Linked DNA regions of Homo sapiens: region 1 is linked to region 2. The links are chromatin contacts, found by Hi-C or POLR2A ChIA-PET in ENCODE. All regions are on one chromosome and are shown on one strand. The core of a region is the stretch at or near the end of the contact, and the rest is flanking DNA. Distances in the headings are between cores, read along the strand shown.

Evidence for each region. Hi-C counts contacts between places; a loop is a spot of excess contacts on that map. ChIA-PET counts read pairs that join two places held with the same protein, here RNA polymerase II (POLR2A). Pooled maps may share reads with other maps.
Region 1: a loop to region 2 is called in a map of CD8-positive, alpha-beta T cell, with 2.3 times the contacts of the local background. The contact joins two enhancer-like sites. A Hi-C loop is called at or near these places in 4 of 168 maps with a recorded cell type or tissue (CD4-positive, alpha-beta memory T cell, CD8-positive, alpha-beta T cell and naive thymus-derived CD4-positive, alpha-beta T cell), 1 of 37 single-sample maps with no recorded cell type and 11 of 50 pooled maps. POLR2A ChIA-PET finds 5 or more read pairs at or near these places in 8 of 52 experiments (CD4-positive, alpha-beta T cell, CD4-positive, alpha-beta memory T cell, H1 and 4 more).

Annotation. Positions count from the first base shown.
Region 1 is chr9:78,116,463-78,121,890 of GRCh38, reverse strand. No RefSeq gene overlaps it. Among named protein-coding and RNA genes, the nearest start is that of GNAQ, 87 kb to the right of the region's middle. Within about 2 kb of position 2,755, at least 5 of the 41 ENCODE cell types and tissues checked have a DNase peak (open chromatin) inside an H3K27ac peak, as active enhancers do; they include CD4-positive, alpha-beta T cell and CD8-positive, alpha-beta T cell, where a contact is called at or near this core.
Region 2 is chr9:78,071,017-78,077,004 of GRCh38, reverse strand. No RefSeq gene overlaps it. Among named protein-coding and RNA genes, the nearest start is that of GNAQ, 42 kb to the right of the region's middle. Within about 2 kb of position 2,169, at least 3 of the 41 ENCODE cell types and tissues checked have a DNase peak (open chromatin) inside an H3K27ac peak, as active enhancers do; they include CD4-positive, alpha-beta T cell and CD8-positive, alpha-beta T cell, where a contact is called at or near this core.

The DNA.
Region 1 (5,428 bases), core at 1,506-4,005, 44 kb before region 2:
GTGTCTGCCTGATAGGCTTAAATAAGATACTATATGTGAATTGCCAGTCACAATACCTAATGCTAGTATGGGCTATTATAATAATAAATAGTATACTATTTATTATTTTTATTCCTAACATCTCTGAAAAATCACTTATCACTATAAAGCTGTTCACTCACCAAGCTAGCCCCAAGGGGGCGCTCAAAGCCTTCCCTTCTTCCCCATTACTTTTCCTACAAAAGGGAACTCAAATTTAGATGTAGGACAAAATGAACTCTCATTGGCAACTGAACCATTTTGTAGCAAAGACTGGAAAACCCAATGCAGCGAGTGTCAAACTTCAGTGTGGATAAGAGTTACTCGAGGAGCTTGTTAAAATGCAAGACCACAGCAGGCCCAACAGATCAAATAAATCGGAAGGGAACCTGTTTTCCCACCCCAGGTGATTCGAATATATGTATTCTCATGATGCTCTAGTATGGGGCAGGAGGGTGGTAAAAATAATAACTAGCCTGGAGTAAATATTCTCTTCCTCTCTTCTTCTTGGGACCTTGAAATGAGTTTTGCTCTTCCTTTTTTCCTCTCTTCCATGTAGCCAGTGAGGTAAGCCATCCCTGGTGCTTCCTTGGACTGGGAGGTCCCAGCAGGACCAAGATGTTTCTACAAAAAGCACAGTGGAGAGGGCGGCTTGGGCTTGCTTTTAGTTTGTCGACATCAGAGGACACAAAGTGATGCCTGCCAGTCCACATCTGGCCCCCAGATTTGTTTTATTTGACCTGAACAGAATTGGCCCATCCAGTGCTTTAATAAAATTTGAATTTGTTTTCAACATTTAAAACTCAGGAGATTTCACATACAAACCCAGATTTCCTGCTTCTCTGGAACAATAAGAAGATGTGAAACCTGGCCCCGTGTTCCTATACGGCAAAGCTGCTTCCTTTAGATGGGTGTGGACTCTGGAATCTGCCACCATCCCCTTCATTCTTTATTGTTCTCCCCAAAGTCAGGTGTCGGTTGCTATTTATCATCATACATACACTCCTATTTTCCTTAAAGTTGAAGAAAACGAAGCATTTCTTTAGAAAATGAGGATATAACAAGAGGAGTAGTGTTTTTAAAAATAAATTTTCTTATACCAGACCCCTTTTCTCGTTTGCATTATGGGCCTGTCTTCTCTAGGCATTTAAGTTTGCTATTGCAGGTCTAGCTCTTAATCCAGAGGTGAAAAGTTGTCTTTATATTAAAGAATGATGTGGAATATCACAGCAGTAAAAAGGAGCAGAACTACTAATGCACACTAAAATTAATGAATTCCAAAAGTTAGGCTGAGCAAAAGAAGTCAGACACAAAAGCATAATACTATATAATTCCATTTAGATGAAAAATTCTAGAAAAGTTGAAACTAAGCTATAGTAACAGAAAGCAGAGCAGTTGTTTCCTAGGACAGAGGTTGGCTGCAAAGGGCATGAGAAAAAGTTTCTGGAATGATGGAAGTGCTCTATCACTTAATTGTAGTGGGACTTATATGCAGAGATATATATTTGTTAAATCTCATTGACGTGCATTGTATTTTATTTTATTATTTTTTTAGACAGAGTTTCTCTCCTGTTGCCCAGGCTGGAGTGCAATGGCCCGATTTCAGCTCACTGCAACCTCCACCTCCTGGGTTCAAGCGATTCTCCTGCCTCAGCCCCCCGAGTAGCTGGGATTACAGGCATGCACCACCACACCTGGCTAATTTTGTATTTTTAGTAGAGACAGGGTTTCTCCATGTTGGTCAGGCTGACCTCAGGTGATCCACCCACCTTGGCCTCCCAAAGTGCTGGGATTACAGGCGTAAGCCACCACGCCCAGCCTGATGTGCATTTTAAATAAATGTTTTTCTTGCATGCCTATTATACCTAATAAAGTTGATTCTTTTGTTACCTAATAGAATTGTCCAAGGAAAGAGATGGAATAAAGTGGGCCCTTGCCTAGGGCTCTTTTTTGCCTATCGCTGTCTGGAATTTACTATAGTAGGTGGGAGAATAGAATAGAATAGAATTTCAAGATTCACAGGCATTGTGACCAATATTTATGTCTCCTGGAGATGTAAATAACATTTGGCAGAAGGCAACAGACCCAGTTGAGAGTTCAGTTGGTAGAGGAGGCATGGATTGTGGCACAAGTTCCTCCAGAGACTTTAAACTGCTGGAAGACCTGCTCTTCAGCCTCCTTCCATGTGAAGAGAGCCTCCTGGAGGCCCTGGGAGAGGAGCTAGTAAGCTGCATGAGGCGCTGGCAGAAATGTGGGGGCTTTTCTTTTTTCCCTTCTTTCCTTCTTCCTGCTCCTTCTTTGATAAACTCACACTCCGGAACCTCAATCTGCAAAGGCATCTTTTATTCGTGGTGGGCGACATTCCTTGGTGAGAAAGCAAAATCTGGTCTGGGCGACCCTGGATATCCTCCTGGAGGACCAGGGCAGGCTCACCTCCAAATACACAGGGCTTTGGGGTGTAGGCTTTTGGCTTGGTTGTATCTGACATTGCAGGCAAATGCCCCATCTTTCCTCCTTTCTTGTGTTTCTTAGTCAGGATTGAGAAACTGACTTGCACTGTAAAAAATGCAAAGCAATAGAATTTTTATGGTTGACTTGGCCAACTTACAAGAACCTGACAGAGCTCTCAGTAAATTCAGAACTGAAGAACTCATTACGTGGGAGTATTAACAGATACTATGGGTACTCCACCCATATTCTCTTGCCCTTACCACTTCCTCATAAGCTGTTTGATTTCAACAGCAGCACCTGCATTTCTTTGCCTGAGGGTTTTCCAGTGAGGTTGTACCATTGTGCATTCCCACCAGCAATATCTGAGAGTTCCAGTTGCCTCTCATCATCAACAGCACTTGATATTATTGTCAGGTTCTTTTTTAAAGTTATTCTAGTAAGTGTAGCATTGTCTCATCATGGTTTTAACTTGCATTTCCGTAATGACTAATGATGTTGAGCACCTTCCATATGTTTATTGGCTACCAATATATCTCCTCTGGTGAAGTATCTGTTCAAAACTTTGCTATTTAAAAAAAAAAAACTTGGTCTTTTTTTGGTTGAGTTTTGATAGTTCTTCATATAGTCTGGCTTCAAGTTTGTTGTCAGAAGAGTGCTTTACAAATATTTTTTCTCTGTCTGTGGCTTATCTTTTCTTTTCTTTTTCTTTTTCTTTTTTTTTTCTTTTCTGTTTTTGAGACAGGGTCTCACTCTGTCGCCCAGGCTGAAGTACAGTGGCACAATCTCGGCTCACTGCAACCTCCACCTCCCAGGTTCAAATGATTCTCCTGCCTCAGCCTCCCGAGTAGCTGGGACTACAGGGACTACAGGCACATGCCACCACACTGAGCTAATTTTTGTATTTTTAGTAAAGACAGGGTTTTGCCATGTTGGCCAAGCTGGTCTCAAACTCCTGAGCTCAAGTGATGTGCCTGCCTCAGCCTCCCAAGGTGCTGGAATTACAGGTAGGAGCTACCATGCCTGGCCCGTCTTTTTGTAATGTCTTTCATAGAGCAAAAGTTTTGCATTTTGATGAAGTTCAACTTATTGATTGTTTTTCTTTTATGGCTGTGCTTTAGGTATCAGATCTGAAACTATTTCCCTAATCCAAGCTCACATTCAGAATCAACACCTGTTTCTGATTCATTTTGAGTTAATTTTTGTACATGGTGTGAGAAATGAATCAAAATTCATTTATTTGTCTAATTCTTCCAGTTATTTCTTGATAATATATTTCATATAAGGTCTTTTTCCAATATTACTCCACTTGTTTTTCCTTTCTTTGCGCCCCAGGCATAACCAATCTCGAGATTTTTGTGCATATCCTTCTGATGCAGCTTTTACACATTTGGGTATAAATATGTGTCAGCTGGGCATGGTGGTTCATGCCTGTAATCCCAGCACTTTGGGAGGCTGAGGCGGTTGGATCACAAGGTCAGGAGTTCAGGACCAGCCTGGCCAAGATGGTGAAACCCCGTCTCTACTAAAAATACAAAAATTAGCCAGGTGTGGTGGCAGGCGCCTGTAATCCCAGCTACTTGGGAGGCTGAGGCAGGAGAATCGCTTGAACCCGGGGGGCAGAGGTTGCAGTGAGCTGAGATCAGGCCACTGCACTCCAGCCTGGGTGACAGACTGAGACTCTGTCTCAAAAAAAAAAAAAAAAAAATTGTGTCACTAAATACATATAACATAGTATTTATTTTTACATGTTTTAAGCTCTATTCATCTTGATATGCATAGATCTAGTTTATTCCTTTTAACTGCCATATAATATTGCAATATATGAGTATACTACTTCCATCTCTTAATTGATGGACATTAAGGTAGAATCAATTTTTCAGGAGTACAAATGCTGCTACAATAACCATCCTTGTACACATTCCTTGTGCTCATGTAAGAGTTTGTCTAGGATACATAATGGAAATTCAGTGGCTAGGTAGTAGGATGTGTGTTTTTACTAAAATGGCTGAACCAACTGACAATCCCACAGCACAGTATGATTTACAGTCCCACAGCTTCACCAGATCACAAGACTCTGAAATTACTGCCAATACAATAGGTATGAAATAGATTTTTTTAGAAACTGGCATTCATCTGATTACTAGTGAGATCAAGCATCCTTTTAAATGTTTGTTGTTCATTTCTGAATTGGCCTTTTCTGTAAGTTTCTTTCTCACATAAGTTTTTAATTTTGATAGATATTTCTCAATATTTTCTATATAGAACTTTGTCTTGTTTAAGAAATACTTTTCTACTCTGAGCTCATAAAGAGATTTTCTTATTTTTTCCATATATAGTTTTTCAGTGGAGTAATTGCCCCTAAAATTGTCTACTGAGATAAACCTTCATACAGTGAAATACACAAACCTTAAGTACAGTTTCATCAGTTTTGACAAATATATACTTATGTAATCCACACCTCACTCAAAATACAGAACATTTCCATCACTGTAGAAATTTTCCTTGTACCCCTTCCCAGTAACCCCATTCTCTGAAGCCACAACTGTTCAGATATTTTTCTAACATATTTGCTTATTCCAGAAATTAATGTGTAGAATCATACAATATGTACTCTTTTGTGTCTGGTCCAGCTTTTTTCACTCAATGCAATAGTTTTGAGATGTATTCATATTGATGCGTGTATCAGTATTTTATTCTTTATTGCTAAATTGTTCCATTGTATAGATGTATTAGTTTGTCCTTCTGATGGACATCTGGGCTGATTCCAGTTTGGGACTGTTACGAAAAAATTTACTATGAACATTCCCATACAAGGTTTCTTGTGGACTTAGTTTTTCTCTTCCCTTAGATAAATATTTAGGGGTGAAATTGCTTGGTAGCCACTTGCATTTTAAGTTCACAGGTAATGGTCACTGGGCAAATGGCTTTGACTGATAGCACTTGGTGAATAAAAACCAAG
Region 2 (5,988 bases), core at 920-3,419:
TTGGCATCTTTTTGCAGTGGCTGGTACCAGTTGTTCCTTTCCATGTTTAGTGCTTCCTTCAGGAGCTCTTGTAGGGCAGGCCTGGTGGTGACAAAATCTCTCAGCATTAGCTTGTCTGTAAAGTATTTTATTTCTCCTTCACTTATGAACCTTATTTTGGCTGGATATGAAATTCTGGGTTGAAAACTCTTTTCTTTAAGAATGTTGAATATCGGCCCCCACTTTCTTCTGGCTTGTAGAGTTTCTGCTGAGAGATCAGCTGTTAGTCTGATGGGCTTCCCTTTGTGGGTAACCTGACCTTTCTCTCTGGCTGCCCTTAACATTTTTTCCTTCCTTTCAACTTTGGTGAATCTGACAATTATGTGTCTTGGAGTTGCTCTTCTTGAGGAGTATCTTTGTGGCATTCTCTGTATTTCCTGAATTTGAATGTTGTCCTGCCTTGCTAGATTGGGGAAGTTCTCCTGGATAATATCCTGCAGAGTGTTTTCCAACTTGGTTCCATTCTCCCCGTCACTTTCAGGTACACCAATCAGACGTAGATTTGGTCTTTTCTCATAGTCCCTTATTTCTTGGAGGCTTTGTTTGTTTCTTTTTTCTCTTTTTTCTCTGAACTTCTCTTCTCACTTCATTTCATTCACTTGATCTTCCATCACTGATACCCTTTCTTCCAGTTGATTGTATTGGCTACTGAGTCTTGTGCATTCATCATGTAGTTCTCATGCCTTGGTTTTCAGCTCCATGAGGTCCTTTAATGACTTCTCTGCATTTGTTATTCTAGTTAGCCATTCATCTAATTTTTTTTCAAGGTTTTTAACTTCTTTGCCCTGGGTTCGAACTTCCTCCTTTAGCTCGGAGTAGTTTGATCATCTGAAGCCTTCTTCTCTCAACTCGTCAAAGTCATTCTCCATCCAGCTTTGTTCCGTTGCTGGTGAGGAGATGTGTTCCTTTGGAGGAGGAGAGGCACTCTGATTTTTAGAGTTTCCGGTTTTTCTGCTCTGTTTTTTCCCCATCTTTGTGGTTTTACCTACCTTTGGTCTTTGATGATGGTGACGTACAGGTGGGGTTTTGGTGTGGATGTCCTTTCTGTTTGTTAGTTTTCCTTCTAACAGTCAGGACCCTCAGCTGCAGGTCTGTTGGATTTTGCTGGAGGTCCACTCCAGACCCTGTTTGCCTGGTTATCAGCAGTGGAGGCTACAGAACAGTGGATATGGTGAACAGCAAATGTTGCTGCGTGATCATTCCTCTGGAAGTTTTGTCTCAGAGGAGTACCTGGCCGTGTGAGGTGTCAGTCTGCCCCTATTGGGGGGTGCCTCCCAGTTAGGCTACTCGGGGGTCAGGGGCCCACTTGAGAAGGCAGCCTGTCCGTTCTCAGATCTCAAGCTGCGTGCTGGGAGAACCACTACTCTCTTCAAAGCTCATTTGGAAATGCAGAAATCACCCATCTTCTGCATCACTCACACTGGGAGCCGTAGACTGGAGCTGTTCCTATTCGGCCATCTTGGCTCCACCTGCAGTCAGTTTTTTAAAAAAGGAATCCCCCAGTGAGATTTCACATCAGGTGGCCACCAGTTACATAGTCTGCCTTTTTTTTTTTTTTTCTTCCTTCCCTTAACTGTCTCACTTTCTCACTCCCTTACTGATGGATCCTGGAATCACCTCAAACAGACTACCTGAAATCACATCCCATGACAGCACTTTTTCTGGGAGACAAAAACCTAAAATAGAAAACTGAAGGAACAAAGCACTCCTGCCAATGGGTGTGGCAAAACGTTTCTAAAGCACTGGCTTAGAGAAGGGATACTTAGCAAAAGTTTGCTTTAAAGTTTGAAAAGTATATTCAGCACTAAATAGATGCTCCCACAACTGACATGGCTGCCTATTGCAGCCAGTAGTCCTCTATTTTGCAGCCACATCAGTTGCCTTGGATTACATCATCTGTGGTGATTGAGGCTGCAGCCATTAGGTTACGCTGTCCATGTGGCTTAACTAATGTAAAGGGATCCAAATCCCAGGCCATTGTTGTCTGGTTAAATTTTTCTTTTTAATCAAAAATTGTTCCGAAACAAAAGACAAAGACCAGCAAAGGAAATAAGATAACAAACAGTTATGTGGGTTTTTGTGACAGGAAGAGGGCAAGAGAAAAGTGTCTTTGAAAGGAAGATTCAAAGCATGATTCATATCTCTAAGCTAAGTTGATGATGCAGCTCCTGGCAAATGACTTCCATTTAGGACAACTCCATGAATGTTTGCTGAGTGAGTGAGTGAATGGATGAGGGGATGTGTGAATTCATAAATAAGTGAAGGGATGTTTGCTCTGCCAAAGAAATCCTCTTATTGCCCATTCCTGGAAGATGAAGAGAGGAGGAAAGAACATGGTTACCTTCACAGTTAAAGTCATGTAGGAGGCTTTATGAGTATTTCAGGGCAGGGTGGAGTTGAAAGCTCTCTCTCGTCTTGATAAGGCCAGGGTCAATGTTCACAGAGAATAGAGCCAAACTTCTGAAAATTAAAAAAAAGTTGAAAATGCAAACCTGACTAGACATGGGAACAGGTTGTAAGAAACCCTTGAGAAATGAGTGATGCATGACTTCAGATGTTCTAGAGGAAACTTTATGGACTTCTGGACAGTGAAGAGCTATAGCTGGAGAAATAATCTTTTTGACCCTCTGATCTACCCGTAGAGAAACCAGCCTCACAGATTACACTTAAAATAGTCTTTATCCCCCAACCTAAACTATTTCTCTCCACCTTTCCTCCCTCCCTGCTTCCCGCCTAGCTTCCTTCTTTCCCTCCCCACTTCCTTCCGCCTGTTGTTCCAGTTCCCCTCTTACCATCCCCCCTGCTTTCTTCCTTCCTTCCTGCAAATAGTTGAATTACAGTTAAGAAAAATGACTTTTGACTTAAGTGAGATGTCAAAAGAAGAAGAAACCGGGCTTTAGAGAGGAGCAGTAGATCAGGAAAGAACAATTGGTAGAAAAGTCATTTGAGGTGATCATCAAATAAAAGTTCTAAAGGGAAGACCGAGGAAGAGAATTGCAGAAGGAAGTGCTGAGTGTGCGAAGGAATGGAGGAGCTGTCCAGGGCACAGGCTGCTCCACGTGGTGAGAGTAAACGATGAGCGTGGGTAGGCGCAGAGGATGATGTCAGAGAGTTGACAGGAGCCAGATTTTAAAAAGGCTCACGCCTGACACCATCAATAGCTGTTCCCAAATGTGAACAACTCCTGACCCACACCCCACCAAATTCTCTTGTAAGTGTACAAACACATGGACTGGCACACCCTTGTTTCAATATGAGCCATACAAATTCATATACTATTCCTGATGTCAGGGCACCTTGGACTATACCGTCTATGGTGATTGAGGCTGTAGCCATTAGCTGAGCTGTCCATGTAGCTTAACTAATGTAAAGGGATCCACATCCCAGACTATGACCCAGCAGTGCCCCTCAGGTCACATGTTTATATGTCGGGGAGGAAGGGCCGTGGAACATCTCTCCACTGGGGATGGGGTTGGCCTTTTGATCCATCTATTGTCCCTTGTAATTTCTGGCAATGACATCAAAGATCAGCAGCTCAGTCAATGGAAGGATTTTATACAGGAATTTGATGTAATCAGATTTGCATTCTAGACAGAAAATTTCAGACAGTTGAGAGAACAGCAACTTTAGTTTAATTTACGCTCAGACTTTACAACTGAATCCCCTTGTAAGATGTGACTTCTTAATCCTTACAACCAGAACAAGAAAGAAAAAATCTCTTAGCATGCATTAAAGGTACAGAGGTTTAATATTAATGAAACCAAATAAACACTTTGGAACTCCCCACCTATTTGCCATCAACACATGGGAATTGATAGTCATCTTAAAGCTAGCCTGGCATGACCACTCGGACATATGGACTTTCTTTTTCTTCCTGCTTTGATGTTAGCTCAGTAGTTCTCAAACTTTCATGTTTAGTTAGATTGCATATGCGAAACCATATATGCTGTGCTAGGTGGGAAATGTTTGAGTCATTTTGACTCTTTGAGACCTTTGCATTATATACTCTCTAGCCTCTCCACCTAAGTTTAAGATTCTCATCTCTAGTCTTGAGCAATGGTCCAGGAAAGAGATAAGAACAGCAGAACTCAAGGTAATGGCTGCAGGAATGTGAAAAACATCTATTCAGGAAACTGGAGCTTTGCTTCCTAACTCTGTCTCCTGCTCTCTGGTCTCATCAATCCCACTTCTTGCTTTTGACCTACATTCCCTGTGCCTTCACTCTGCCCCACACTTCCTAGCTGTTAGGTTAGATTATGAGCCCTGATGTGGATACACGTTCATTTTTCTCTCCCTTCTCTCTGTGGAAACCTGGTGCCTATGGCAAATTCCTGATCTCAGTGGGTTGACTCATCTCACACAGATTAAACTAAACTGGAATGGATCTCCCACAATGAGTATAATCTTTTTAAAATTTATTTTCCAATTTCCTCATCGATGAGCTGGGCATAATAATAATACAGACTTCATGGTTGTCAAAGGATTAAACTGGATAATGAAAAGTAAAATTTTCAGCATACTAACCAGATAGTAAGTTCTCAGTACATCTTAGCTACTTCTTCTGCCCTAATGTCTATGAGTTTTTACAGAATAATACACTTATTATTTTTATTTAAAATTTTTATAGATACATAATAGTCACACTGCACTTATCTTTAAGTTTATGCAGAAGAGTAATATTTTCAGACAATGAGTATAGATACACTTATGTTGACTTCTGCCTTGATATTCTGCCAAAATTTGCTCTTTGGCTCTGGTTTCAATCTTTGCCTTTGGAAAGCTAGAAAGCTGATTGCTCTTTTCACTCTCATTCCTCATATTTTTAACGTCGTCAATGACCAATGATCATATATTCAGGTACTCCACCATCACACATAACCAGCATAACAACTTCAGTTATGCCAATAAGATCTACCACTCAGATATTTTTATGACTGTCTAAATATTTTCTTTCATTCAACATGTAACTTAAAGTGAAAATTACCCTTATGTGCTTTATATATTGGAGTTTTATTAGTTGAAATAGATGCATATTTATTACAGTAAGTTAACATGCTATGAGAATTAAAGACAACTGTTAATGTCACTAAAATTATATACAAAAGCACAAAACAATTTTTAAATACTTAGATGAACAGGAATATAGATTGATGCTTAAGAATATTAAGAGAGGAAAATAGCTGGAAACATCCAAGAAGAGTATCATACTTTTTGAGCCAATATATCTTATAAAAATTTAAATAATAAATAGCATGTTATTCAAGATTAGATTAGACCATAATTCTAATATCTGCAAAATTGTTTGATATACTTTTGTTTATAACTTTACAGAAAATAACCTTAAGTTATTACATTCTTAAATTCTTAAGAATTTGATGTAATCCGATCCATTGTCATTTGGGCCATGAATATATACAGGGAGATTCTTGTTTATGAATTCTCATCTTATAGGGGAAACTAAAAGTAGAATACTGACTTTACACTTCAACATTTCACAGATAGGAATATTTTTAAATTATATATAATAACACCCATGATGAGCCAACTTTAATTCCAGAGGTAATAAAGAATATAAAGAAGGCTGGGCATGAGTGGTTCACGCCTGTAATCCCAGCACTTTGGGAAGCCGAGGCAGGTGGATCACTTGAGGTCAGGAGTTTGAGACTAGCCTGGCCAACATGGTGAAACCCCGTCTCTACTAAAAACACAAAGCCGGATGTGGTGGCAGGCATCTATAATCCCAGCTACTCGGGAAGCTGAGGCAGGGGAATCACTTGAACCCAGGAGGTAGAGGTGGCAGTGAGCCAAGATCGTGCCATTGCACTCCAGCCTGGGCAACAAGAGTGAAACTCCATCTCAAAAAACAAAAAAGAATATTAAGAAGAGAAGAAAGCAACAGAGAAAATGCCTATTTACAGACCCCCACATAGTGAATGGCACTACTAGTAT